Linked DNA regions of Homo sapiens: region 2 is linked to region 1. The links are chromatin loops, found by intact Hi-C in ENCODE. Cell type or tissue: gastrocnemius medialis. All regions are shown on one strand. Each heading gives the region's core, and the rest is flanking DNA. Links, peaks and the distances in the headings are about the cores only.

Region 1 (5,365 bases), core at 184-5,183:
TATGGCAAGAGAGAGGTGGGGCAGATGGGAAGGTTCTATCCCCAGTCCCGTCTTTGGGGTCTTCAGCCCTCAAGGCTGACAAATTGAAGGGAACACATGGAGTCCCTCCCTCCCCTGGGGTCTCTGGGAAGTCGCCCCAGGGGCCCAGCTGGTGCAAGGGCAATGGTCAGTGGGCCTGATGGAACCAAGTTAAGGGATGGGAGGCACCCCAACCTGAAGCCCAGTCCCTGCCGCCTCCCACCAGCCAGCCTCCTCTTCCCTGTCCCCTGCCTGTCTCCCCTTTGATCTCCTTATTGTGGCCAGCCTCTCCGGTGGGTTCATGTGGGGGCTGCCTGAGTTAATGAGTTCTCCGGGCGGCAGGGCCCACACGCTCTCCCACTGGGGTGAGGCCTTCACACCTCTGGGGCCTGTGTTTTGACAAGTGCCGGAGCTAGTGGCCTCTGCTCCCCTGGCCCGAGCCTACCCTCTGCCAAACGTGTAAGGCTGGGAAATGAGGCCTTGGGGCAGCCCCACAGGAGCAGAGGTGACAGAGCAAGCTGAGGCCAGCATGGGGGGCAGGCTGGACAGGGCAGCACCCTCTCAGGCTCAGGCCTGGACCTCAGCCTCCCCACTCTACCCAGCCCGCTTCTCACGCCAAACCTGGGTCCTGGGCACTGCCCGGCCCCCCTCCCAGCCCCAAGGCCCTCATTTCCCAGCCAGTCCCTCTGACATAGGAGTACTAATCAGAGGTGCTATGTAAATCGTCCCCTTGCAGACCCTAATCCTGTCCCTGCCGGAGCCAGAGGCCCCAGGAGAAGGAAGCGGCTCTCCTACTGCCAGCCTACTTAGCATCTCCTGGGAAGCTCCTAATTTGGGTGTCCCCCACAGCCAAGGATCTTCCCGCCACACCTCTGCAGCAACCCTCTCAGGGGAGAGATTGTTAGTAGTGAAGCCTCCGCCTTCAGACAGCCCAGGACACTCCTCTGGAGTCTGGCCAATGTGGGCATGAGGCCCTGCCTTGCCATGCACTACCTGTGCCACTTGGGCACCTCGCTCTCCATCTCTGGCCTCAGTGTCTTGTCTGTTGCTGTGCCACAGGGTAATTCCTGCCTTCTGGGCTGAGCATGTGCGGATCAACTCAGGCTGCATGGAGCGTGCGTGCACACTACTGTCCCCCGAGGTCTGGCACTGGGCTGGAGCTTTGCAGGGTCGCTGCTCACACTCACAACACACTTTGATGTGGGTGTAGTGGCCCCCACTTTGTAGATGAGGAAACAGAGGCTCAGAGAGATTGTCCCACCTAACAGGGTGAGCAGGGGCTGAGCTGGCATCCATCTGTCTCTGTCAGAGGCCAAAGCCTCTGTTCTGTCCTCCCTATATCTCCCATGTCTCCTTCGGAGGATGAGTGGCTCCTTCCATCCTGGAGGGAGGTCCTAAGAGTGAAGGGGTTGGGGACCCCTCCGGTCACATTAAGCCTTGCTTCACATCACAGAGACTGAGAAGAAAAAGAGGCCGGGCACAGTAGCTCACGCCTGTAATCCCCACACTTTGTGAGGCTGAGGTGGGTGGATCACCTGAGGCCAGGAGTTCGAGACCAGCCTGGTCAACATGGAGAAACCCCATCTCTATAAAAATACAAAAAATTAGCCAGGCACGGTGGTGGGTGCCTGTAATCCCAGCTACTCGGGAGGCTGAGGCAGGAGAATTGCTTGAACCTGGGAGGTGGAGGCTGCAGTGAGCCGAGATCACACCCCTGCACTCCAACCTGGGCAACAAGAGTGAAACTGTCTCAAAAAAAACAAACAAACAAAGAAAAGGAAGAAGAAGAATAAAGAAGAAGAAGAAAGATGGAAGAAGGAAGAGGAAGAAGAAGAAAAGAAGAAGAAGAAGAGAGAAGAGAGAAGAAAGAAGAAAGAAGAGAGAAGAAGAAAGAAGAAGAAGAGCTTGCAGGCCCCATCTGGACTTCATGGACCAGATCCCTGGAGGATGCAGCCTGAGGATAAAAAATAAAATCTCCCTGAAATTATGCAGCGGTGCCCCACGGTGAACACCCCACCCCAATCAAAAGGTGGGAAAGGCCCTGGGGAGCACCCAGCCCCTGTGGGTCTCAGATCGTGAGGCCTGGAGGCCATGCTTGGGCTGAAGCCCAGAGAAGTCAGAGGGCCCAGCAAGGCGGGCTCACCTTCCCCCACCTGTGCTTCCTTTCCTATCAGCCTCCCGCTGAGGCTCCGCAGCTCCCAGGGCAGCCCCTTCCAAGGACGATCACTCCCTCCCCTCACACCTTCAGCTCTCGGAGCCACTGAGCTGGCAAGCCATATGGAATAGATTATTCTAGACCCACAATAATCTGATTATCTGGCTACAGATCAGCTGGGTGCTCAGCCAGTGGAAGTCGCAGGCAGCCCAGGGGTGACGAGGAGGGAGGGGGTGGGAGAGAGAGACTTGGCAGATTCCAGGAAAGGCTCAAGAGGAAGTGCCGCGTCTTGGTGGGTCTGGAGCTGGCTGACAATGCAGGGTAAGCAGATAGCACGTCTCTCCTAAGGGACGTAGCATTTATGCTCCTTCACTTTCTCCAGGGAAGTGCCAATGGGTCTCAGCCTTAGAGTGAAAAGTGGGGAAACTTGAGGTATAAAGAGAGGAGGCACACTTGTCACACAATGCCACCTGCAAAATGGAGCAGGGGCTCCCGACTGCCTGCTGAGATGTCCTGGGAGACACTGCCTGCCTTGGTGGGAAGGCCCCAGTCGGGACAGAGGGTTCACCCCTGGCTTTCCAGTGTCCACGCACTCCCAACCACAGCCAACAGAGGGCGCTGCCCAGCCGTGTGGGATCTTTGGGTCTGAGCTGGACAGCTCTTCCTCCAATCCTTAAGGACGTTTTTTGGGGCTAGGGCCAGAACCCAGGCTTGGCTCTATTTGGGGGTGCGCTGGGAACTGTGTAGATGTGTCAGGGATGCTGGGCTGGCTTAAGAAATAGATGAAGGCCGGTTCAGTGCCTGTGTGACAGGGCATGTGACCCCAGGCAGGCCGTTTGCCCTCTCTGGACACGTTTGCCCGTCTGTCCACCAGGAAAAGCACGCATCTGTGTGCAGAGACGTGGAGCAAGATGGGAGCCCATCAGAATGAGGAAAAGGATGACAGTTTCAGGAAGGCAGGAGCCAAGCAGAGTTCAACACCCCTCCCCAACACACACATGCCCCAGGTGCAGCTGAGGTAGAAAGAGGCCAGACCACAAGCTGACCGAAACTCGAAACTCTTGCCAGCTCTCGGGTGAGGGTTTGCAGACCTGGCTCAGCTGCCAACTTGGGTGTGCCCAGCCTGCTCAGGCCCTCCAGAAAAGCCCAAGATGGAGCTGTATCCAGGCAGGAAGTGGAGGCTTTGGGCCCTAAGTGCCCCCTCTCCCCTACTGACTGCCCGCAACAGTGGTGAGGTGCTGGGAGGGTGGCCAGCCCCGGGCAGAAGGATGAAGAGTGCAGGGCCGGCCCAGGTCACCAGCCTGGGACCTCATACGAGCTGCCTGGTTCAGGCCCTTGGCTAGCTCCGGGTGCTCCATCTGAGGTTAGGAGAATGCCCCCAAGGTATCTGACTTTAGACCCAGTAAAAAGCAGAGTGGGGCTCCCGGGGCCTAGCTGGAATGCCTGGGCAGGACCTGGGGAAGTGCAGCGCCAGTGGGCGGGGGTCCTTTGCCAGAGGCTGGGGATAGGGCATCCCTGGACAGGCTAGAGAACATTGAAGGGAAGGGGGAGAGAGCTTAAATTGGCCAGATGTGAAATAAAAAGAGGGGTCTTACATGATCTGTACTGACCACGTGCCAAAGACCGAGGACAAGAGGAACTCTATCCTCAGCTCCCAAGGCCCCTCACCAAGAGAAATCCACGATCCAGCGCTTGGCCTGAGCCAAGGAAGTTTTCTTCAGCCTTGTAGATTATGCTCCACCCCAGGCCCTGGGAGCACACAGGATGGCCAGGTGCCTTGGCCAAGGTGCCCCAGGTGTGTGGGCAGTGCTGCTGGCTGCCATTAACCAGGTCAGCCTCAACCATGCACCTCCTGGACTCGACAGGGCTGGGCTGAAGCTTCAGAACAGCCTCACCATGCCCTTTGCCCAGCCATTCCCCTGACAGCAATTCATCCTGATTGGAAAAGATTAAAAGTGCAAGTTTAGACAGACTGCTTAGTGACAAAATCAAGGTGCAGAAATTTCATTCAGTATGGCACCACTGATATAAGCAAAGGCAAAAGAAAATGAAATTTGAAAAACAGCCCGTCTACACAGAAAGTCATAGTATGATACCATGTATTCTGTAAGGGTCTATCGTATATATGTGTATATGTACATAGACAGAGGCCTTGGGTACACACCAAATATAGAAAAACATACCAGGACTTGTTTGGAGTGTGGGTGGGGGCAGGTCTGAGTTCTGGGGGCTGGTCAAGCTTGAATTTTGTCTTCAGTGTTTACATTTTTCACAAGAAGACTACATTCATGTATTACATGTGCAATTTAAAAATAAGTTCTGGTGTACAGCCACACCACCCTGAACGCGCCCAATCTTGTCTTATCTCAGAAGCTAAGTACTAGGATGGGAGACAGCCTGGGAATACCGAATCGTTTAGGTTTCTTTCTTCTTATTATTTTTTTATTATTTAAAATTAAAAAGGCTGGGCATGGTGGCTCACGCCTGTAATCCCAGCACTTTGGGAGGCCGAGGATCCGAGGCAGATCACTTGAGGTCAGGAGTTTGAGACCAGCCTGGCCAACATGGTGAAACTCCGTCTCTACTAAAAATACAAAAATTAGCCAGGTGTGGTGGTGCATGCCTGTAATCCCAGCTACTTGGGAGGCTGAGGCAGAATTGCTTGAACCCAAGAGGTGAAGGTTGCAGTAAGCCAAGATCATGCCATTGTAGTCCAGCCTGGGCAATAGAGTGAGACTCCATCTGAAAAAATAAACATTTTTTTAAAAAGTTAAAAAAATAGAAATAAGTTTTGGCCAGGCGCAGTGGTGCATACCTGTAATCCCAGCACTTTGGGAGGTGGAGGCGAATGGATTGCTTGAGCCCAGGAGTTTGAGACCAGCCTGGGCAACATGGTGAAACCCCGTCTCTACAAAAAAACTTTTTTTAAAAAAAATTAGCTGGGTGTGGTGGTGTGCACCTGTAGTCCCAGATACTTGGGAGGCTGAGGTGGGAGAATACCTTGAGCCTGGGAGGGCAAGGCTGCAGTGAGCTGAGATTACACCACTGCACTCCAGCCTGGATGACAGAGTGAGACCCCGTCTCAAAAATTAATAAATAATAAAAATTAAATTAAATTAAATTAAATTTTATTGCTGGGCATGGTGGTACATTACTGTAGTCTCAGCACTAGGGAGGCTGAGGTAGGAGGAC
Region 2 (5,365 bases), core at 110-5,109, 460 kb after region 1:
TCAGCTAACATTGATGAAGCATGCACTCTGTGTCCATGTACTTTTAGGTACTGGAGATTTAATTGTGAAAAAGCAGGCTTGGCACAGTGGCTCACGCCTGTAATCCCAGCACTTCGGGAGGCTGAGGCAGGTGGATCACAAGGTCTCCACCTCATGGTCTCCTGAGTGTCTCAGGAGTTCGAGACCAGCCAGGCCAACATAGTGAAACTCCGTCTCTACTAAAAATACAAAAAACATTAGCCAGGCATGGTGGCAGGCGCCTGTAGCCCCAGCTACCTGGGAGGCTGAAGCAGGAGAATCGCTTGAACCTGGGAGGCAGAGGTTGCAGTGAGCCGAGATCTCGCCACTGCACTCCAGCCTGGATGACAGAATGAGACTGTGTTTCAAAAGAAAAAGTAGTCAGTTTACAAATGTTATTGGCGGGGCGTGGGATGGAATGAGGTGGTCAGGTAACATTTCATTAAAAAAGTGACATTTGAGCCAAGATCAGGAGAGAGTGAGGAGCTGACAGTGGCATATCTGGAGGAGGGGCAGGACTTTTGATTTCACTCTGAGGGAGGTATTTGGGAGGCCAGGGGAAGGCTGAGCAGAGATGTGACATGGTCTCACCTGTGTACTAAGAGGGTCACTCTGGCTACTGTGGTAGAGAAGCCTCCATGGGGAAGGACAGGAGGAGGGAGAGCAGTGAGGGGCGAGTGATGATGGTGGCTCGGACCAGTGAGAAATGCTCAGATTCCGGATGCATTTTGAAGATGGAGCCACCAGGATTTCTGGGTGGGAAATTATGGGGTATGACCGACAAGAAGAGTCAAGGCTGACTGGGTTTGGGGCCTCAGCGACTGAAAAGACAGAATTAATGAAAGTGGCAAGATCTCGGGGGGAAGCATGTGTTTTAGGGAGGACCAGAAAGAAGCTTGGTTGCAGGTGCCAGTTAGATACCCCATTTGAAGGTGATGCATGAATCTGGGGTTCAGGGTTCAGGGCTGAGCAGTCCTCCTGCTCTGGGCTGTGGCTTCATCAGCTCCCAGCTTGGTTGGGAGGGGCCTGTGGCTTCTGAAGAGGATGCTGCTGGGGAATAGTACAACTCAAAGGGGTAGGATTCTGTGCCCTCACCCCTAGGCCGAAGGAAAGTTTGCCAGTCACAAAACTAGCTGAGCCCCTGGGCTCCCTGCAGCACACACACTCTGTGCACGCTCCACTGTGCCCCAGAAAACCCGTGGGTTCTTTGTTCCTAGACTTGAGTGCCCCATCCCCAGTCCTGGGAGCAGAGGCCGGGCCTGGGTGTGGAAGGGGGGGCTCGGCGGTGCCCCCTGGTGGCATGCTTGGGCGTGGGACTGATATCCCCTCGCTCCTTCCCCCCAGCGCGACTGTCAAAACTACATCAAGATCCTCCTGCCGCTCAGCGGCAGTCACCTGTTCACCTGTGGCACAGCAGCCTTCAGCCCCATGTGTACCTACATCGTGAGTGACCTGTCCTCAGCCCTGAGGCTGACCTGGGAACTGCCCCTCTTTCTGCCCCAGGGATCCTGTTCTGTAGCATAGACCCCTGAGGAAAGGCAGGGCCCAGAGGGAGGTTTCTAGGTACCACTGGCCTCCAAGAGCCCTGAGGTCCCACACCCTGGCACAAAGCGCAGCCCTGACAGCCATGTCTCCCTGTGCGGGGAGGCGGGGGCACATGCGGTCACTTACCCATGAAGATCCTGTGCCACCCAGGCCTTGCTGCCCTCTTCTGCTTCTTCCAGCATCTCTCCCTCTCCTTTGCTTGATTCTCTTGTCTTATCTTGTACACCCCCTCCTCAGCACACACCCCTAGCAGAGGGTGGCATTTGATGCTGTGGGTTGGAGCCCAGCTTTGGGGTCAGACACACCTGGGTTTGAATCACATTGCTGCCCCTTCCAGGCTCACATCATTTTATTTCTTTTTTCTTTTTCTTTTCTTTTTTTTTTTTTTTTTTGAGATGGAGTCTCGCTCTGTCGCCCAGGCTGGAGTGCAGTGGCACGATCTCGGCTCACTGCAAGCTCTGCCTCCTGGGTTCACGCCATTCTCCTGCCTCAGCCTCCCGAGTAGCTGGGACTACAGGTGCCCGCCACCACGCCTGGCTAATTTTTTCTATTTTTCGGTAGAGAGGGGGGTTTCACCGTGTTAGCCAGGATGGTCTTGATCTCCTGACCTCGTGATCCACCCGCCTCGGCCTCCCAGAGTGCTGGGATTACAGGTGTGAGCCACCGCGCCCGGCCAGGCTCACATCATTTTCTAAGCCTCACCTCCTCCGCCAGGTGGGTCTGATAATGTGTCCCGCGTCGGGTCACTGTGAGGCAGTGTGGCACTGTGTCTGGGTGAGGCCTCTCCTGAGGCCGACTGTCCAGGTTCAAACCCTTCGGCACCGTGTCCTGGCTGAGGAGGACGGCGTCCCTGACACCTGACCCCTTCTGTCCCACACACCTCACCTGCCTGCAGAGTTGCCTTCTCCTGCACGCCTCTCTCTTTCTCACCAAGCCTGCTCCTCATTCCCTGGAGTGCCCCTGAGCCCATGTGTCCACCCTCCTGCAGAACATGGAGAACTTCACCCTGGCAAGGGACGAGAAGGGGAATGTCCTCCTGGAAGATGGCAAGGGCCGTTGTCCCTTCGACCCGAATTTCAAGTCCACTGCCCTGGTGGTTGGTGAGTGTTGAGGGCAGGATGGCTTCATTGAGGTTCCATGTAGGGGCACACAGGGCTAGAGGGCTAGCTTTGGACAGGCTGAGTCCATGCCATGCTTATTTCCAAGGGGACAGAATGGCCAGGGGCTTGCCTTGGGTTTGGTTTTTCCAAGTTCCAGCTTCCTTCTCTGCCCACCACAGGCAAAACGGGCAGTGCTGGGGTCACTCTGGGCCCTGAGCAGGGAGAAGGGGCCGTGCTGAGGAGCCCATTCCCATGGGAATGTTTTCTTGGCAGATGGCGAGCTCTACACTGGAACAGTCAGCAGCTTCCAAGGGAATGACCCGGCCATCTCGCGGAGCCAAAGCCTTCGCCCCACCAAGACCGAGAGCTCCCTCAACTGGCTGCAAGGTGAAGTCCTCTTGCCACCACCCAGAGGGCAGGGATCCTGTTCACCCAGCCCTAGAAGGGGGCACTTTCCCCCAGCTTGGCCTGTCTCCAGGGTTCCTGGGCTGACTCTGAGCTCCTGACCTGGTCCCTACAGACCCAGCTTTTGTGGCCTCAGCCTACATTCCTGAGAGCCTGGGCAGCTTGCAAGGCGATGATGACAAGATCTACTTTTTCTTCAGCGAGACTGGCCAGGAATTTGAGTTCTTTGAGAACACCATTGTGTCCCGCATTGCCCGCATCTGCAAGGTGAGGGGAACGGGCTGACAGGGTGGCCACCCCAGGGACCTCAAAGCCTCCACAGCTGCAAGATCACCCACATCCATGCATGGCCTTTCCCATCCCGCCAAGGAGTACAGCTTGGCTAACAGCTTTTCTCTCTCACCTTTTAAATTAAAATATCTTACTACTTTTTTCTTTTTTTTTTTTCTTTTTATTTTTAGACAGGATCTTTGCTCTGTCACCCAGGCTGGAGTGCAGTGGCACGATCACGGTTCACTGCAGCCTCGACCTCCTGGGCTCAAGCAGTTCTCCTACCTCAGCCTCCCGAGTAGCTGAGACTACAGGTGTGCGCCCCCATGCCCAGCTAATTTTTGTATTTTTTGTAGAGATGGGGTTTTACCACGTTGCCTGGGCTGGTCTCAAACTCCTGGGCTCAAACAATCCACCCACCTCGGCTTCCCAAAGTGCTGGGATTACAGGCATGAGCCACTGCACCCAGCCATTTTTTTTCTTTTCTTTTTTTTTTTTTTACTTAAAAAATGTGAAAATAGCCGGGCATGGTGGCTCACGCCTGTAATCCCAGCACTTTGGGAGGCCAAGGTGGGTGGATCACCTGAGGTCAGGAGTTTGAGACCAACCTGGCCAACATGGTAAAACCCCATCTCTACTAATAATACAAAAGTTAGCTGGGCGTGGTGGTGCACGCCTGTAATCCTAGCTACTCAGGAGGCTGTGGCAAGAGAATCGCTTGAACCTGGGAGGTGGAGGTTGCAGTGAGCCGAGATGGTGCCACTGCACTCCAGCCTGGGTGACAGAGCAAGACTGTCTCAAAAAAAAAAATGTGAAAATAGAAAACTGTACACACAAAAATCACTTACAAGTTAAAGAGGCACTGTAGCATCAGCTGGAGAGCACAGACCCTGGAGGCCAACTGCCCAAGTTCAAACCCTGCTGGCCTAGGATCTTGGGCAAGTCCCTCACCCCCTCGGTTAACAGTTTCCTCTTCTGTTAAATAGGAAGAATAACACTGACCTCAGAGTTGTTATGTGAATTATTAATCCACGCAAAGCTCTTAGAAATGTGGTGGGCAGTGACTAAATGTGAACTATGAATGTTATTACCCCACCACCCCAGCACAAGAAGGAGTCACTGGTATCATTTTAGAATGCCCCCTCCAAATCTTTTTTTTTTTTTTTGGCATATGTGTAACTCTGTGTATATATATATATACATTTTTTTTTTTCCTTTTTGAGACAGGGTCTCACTTTGTCATCCAGGCTGGTGTGCAGCGGTGAGATTTCACTGCAACCTCCGCTGCCCAATCTCAAGCAATCCTCTCACCTCAGCCCCTCATGTAGCTGGGACTACCAGCATGCACCACCATGCCCAGCTAATTTTTTTGTATTTTTAGCAGAGACAGGGTCTCAAACTCCTGAGCTCAAGTGATCCACCCGCCTTGGCCTCCCAAAGTGCTGGAATTATAGGCATTAATAATATAAGTACCATCCCGACCTTGTACTTATATTATTAACTCACTCAGGAACATGGCATTAGGCTATATTGGGGTCCTTTGGCTTCCTTGTTTGCTCAGCAGTGAATCGCGTCCATATTTAGGAAGGCTCTGCTTAGTTACAGTAAGGACCATCCTCCTGATGGATGCGTACACTGCTCTTCCTGACTTTAGATGGAACTTGGTCCTGGCCTTCTCCTGCCCTTCAGTCCTGGTGTCTGGGGTGGGTCCATTGAGGCAGTCCTGTGCCGTGCATCCCCGTCATGGCTCAGCATGTGCCTAAGCCCAGCCCATCCGACTCTCCCTCCAGGGCGATGAGGGTGGAGAGCGGGTGCTACAGCAGCGCTGGACCTCCTTCCTCAAGGCCCAGCTGCTGTGCTCACGGCCCGACGATGGCTTCCCCTTCAACGTGCTGCAGGATGTCTTCACGCTGAGCCCCAGCCCCCAGGACTGGCGTGACACCCTTTTCTATGGGGTCTTCACTTCCCAGTGGTAGGGCCTCCAGACCTCGCTGGAGATGGAAGGGTGAAGGGTGGCTGGGACTGGG

Evidence for each region. Hi-C counts contacts between places; a loop is a spot of excess contacts. Peaks named below come from ENCODE experiments on the same cell type or tissue, not always from the same donor. Only the 100,000 strongest peaks of a DNase experiment are listed, where the experiment ranks them.
Region 2: a loop joins it to region 1, with 3 times the contacts of the local background. A loop is called at or near these places in 8 of 110 quality-filtered maps.

What each region holds. Positions count from the first base shown.
Region 1 is chr15:89,758,145-89,763,509 of GRCh38, forward strand. No RefSeq gene overlaps it. Among named protein-coding and RNA genes, the nearest start is that of MESP1, 9.6 kb to the left of the region's middle. RefSeq lists a silencer at 3,240-3,329. In gastrocnemius medialis, for the core only: CTCF peaks have their summits at 2,780 (motif pointing right) and 2,979; a DNase peak (open chromatin) is centred at 2,797.
Region 2 is chr15:90,218,431-90,223,795 of GRCh38, forward strand. It overlaps SEMA4B (semaphorin 4B), which reads left to right. Exons shown (of 14, transcript NM_198925.4): 4 at 1,363-1,461; 5 at 2,552-2,663; 6 at 2,937-3,050; 7 at 3,184-3,335; 8 at 5,129-5,310. Among named protein-coding and RNA genes, the nearest start is that of CIB1, 13 kb to the right of the region's middle. RefSeq lists an enhancer at 2,933-3,771. In gastrocnemius medialis, for the core only: CTCF peaks have their summits at 1,324 (motif pointing left) and 3,068 (motif pointing left); a DNase peak (open chromatin) is centred at 3,001; H3K27ac peaks cover 384 bases.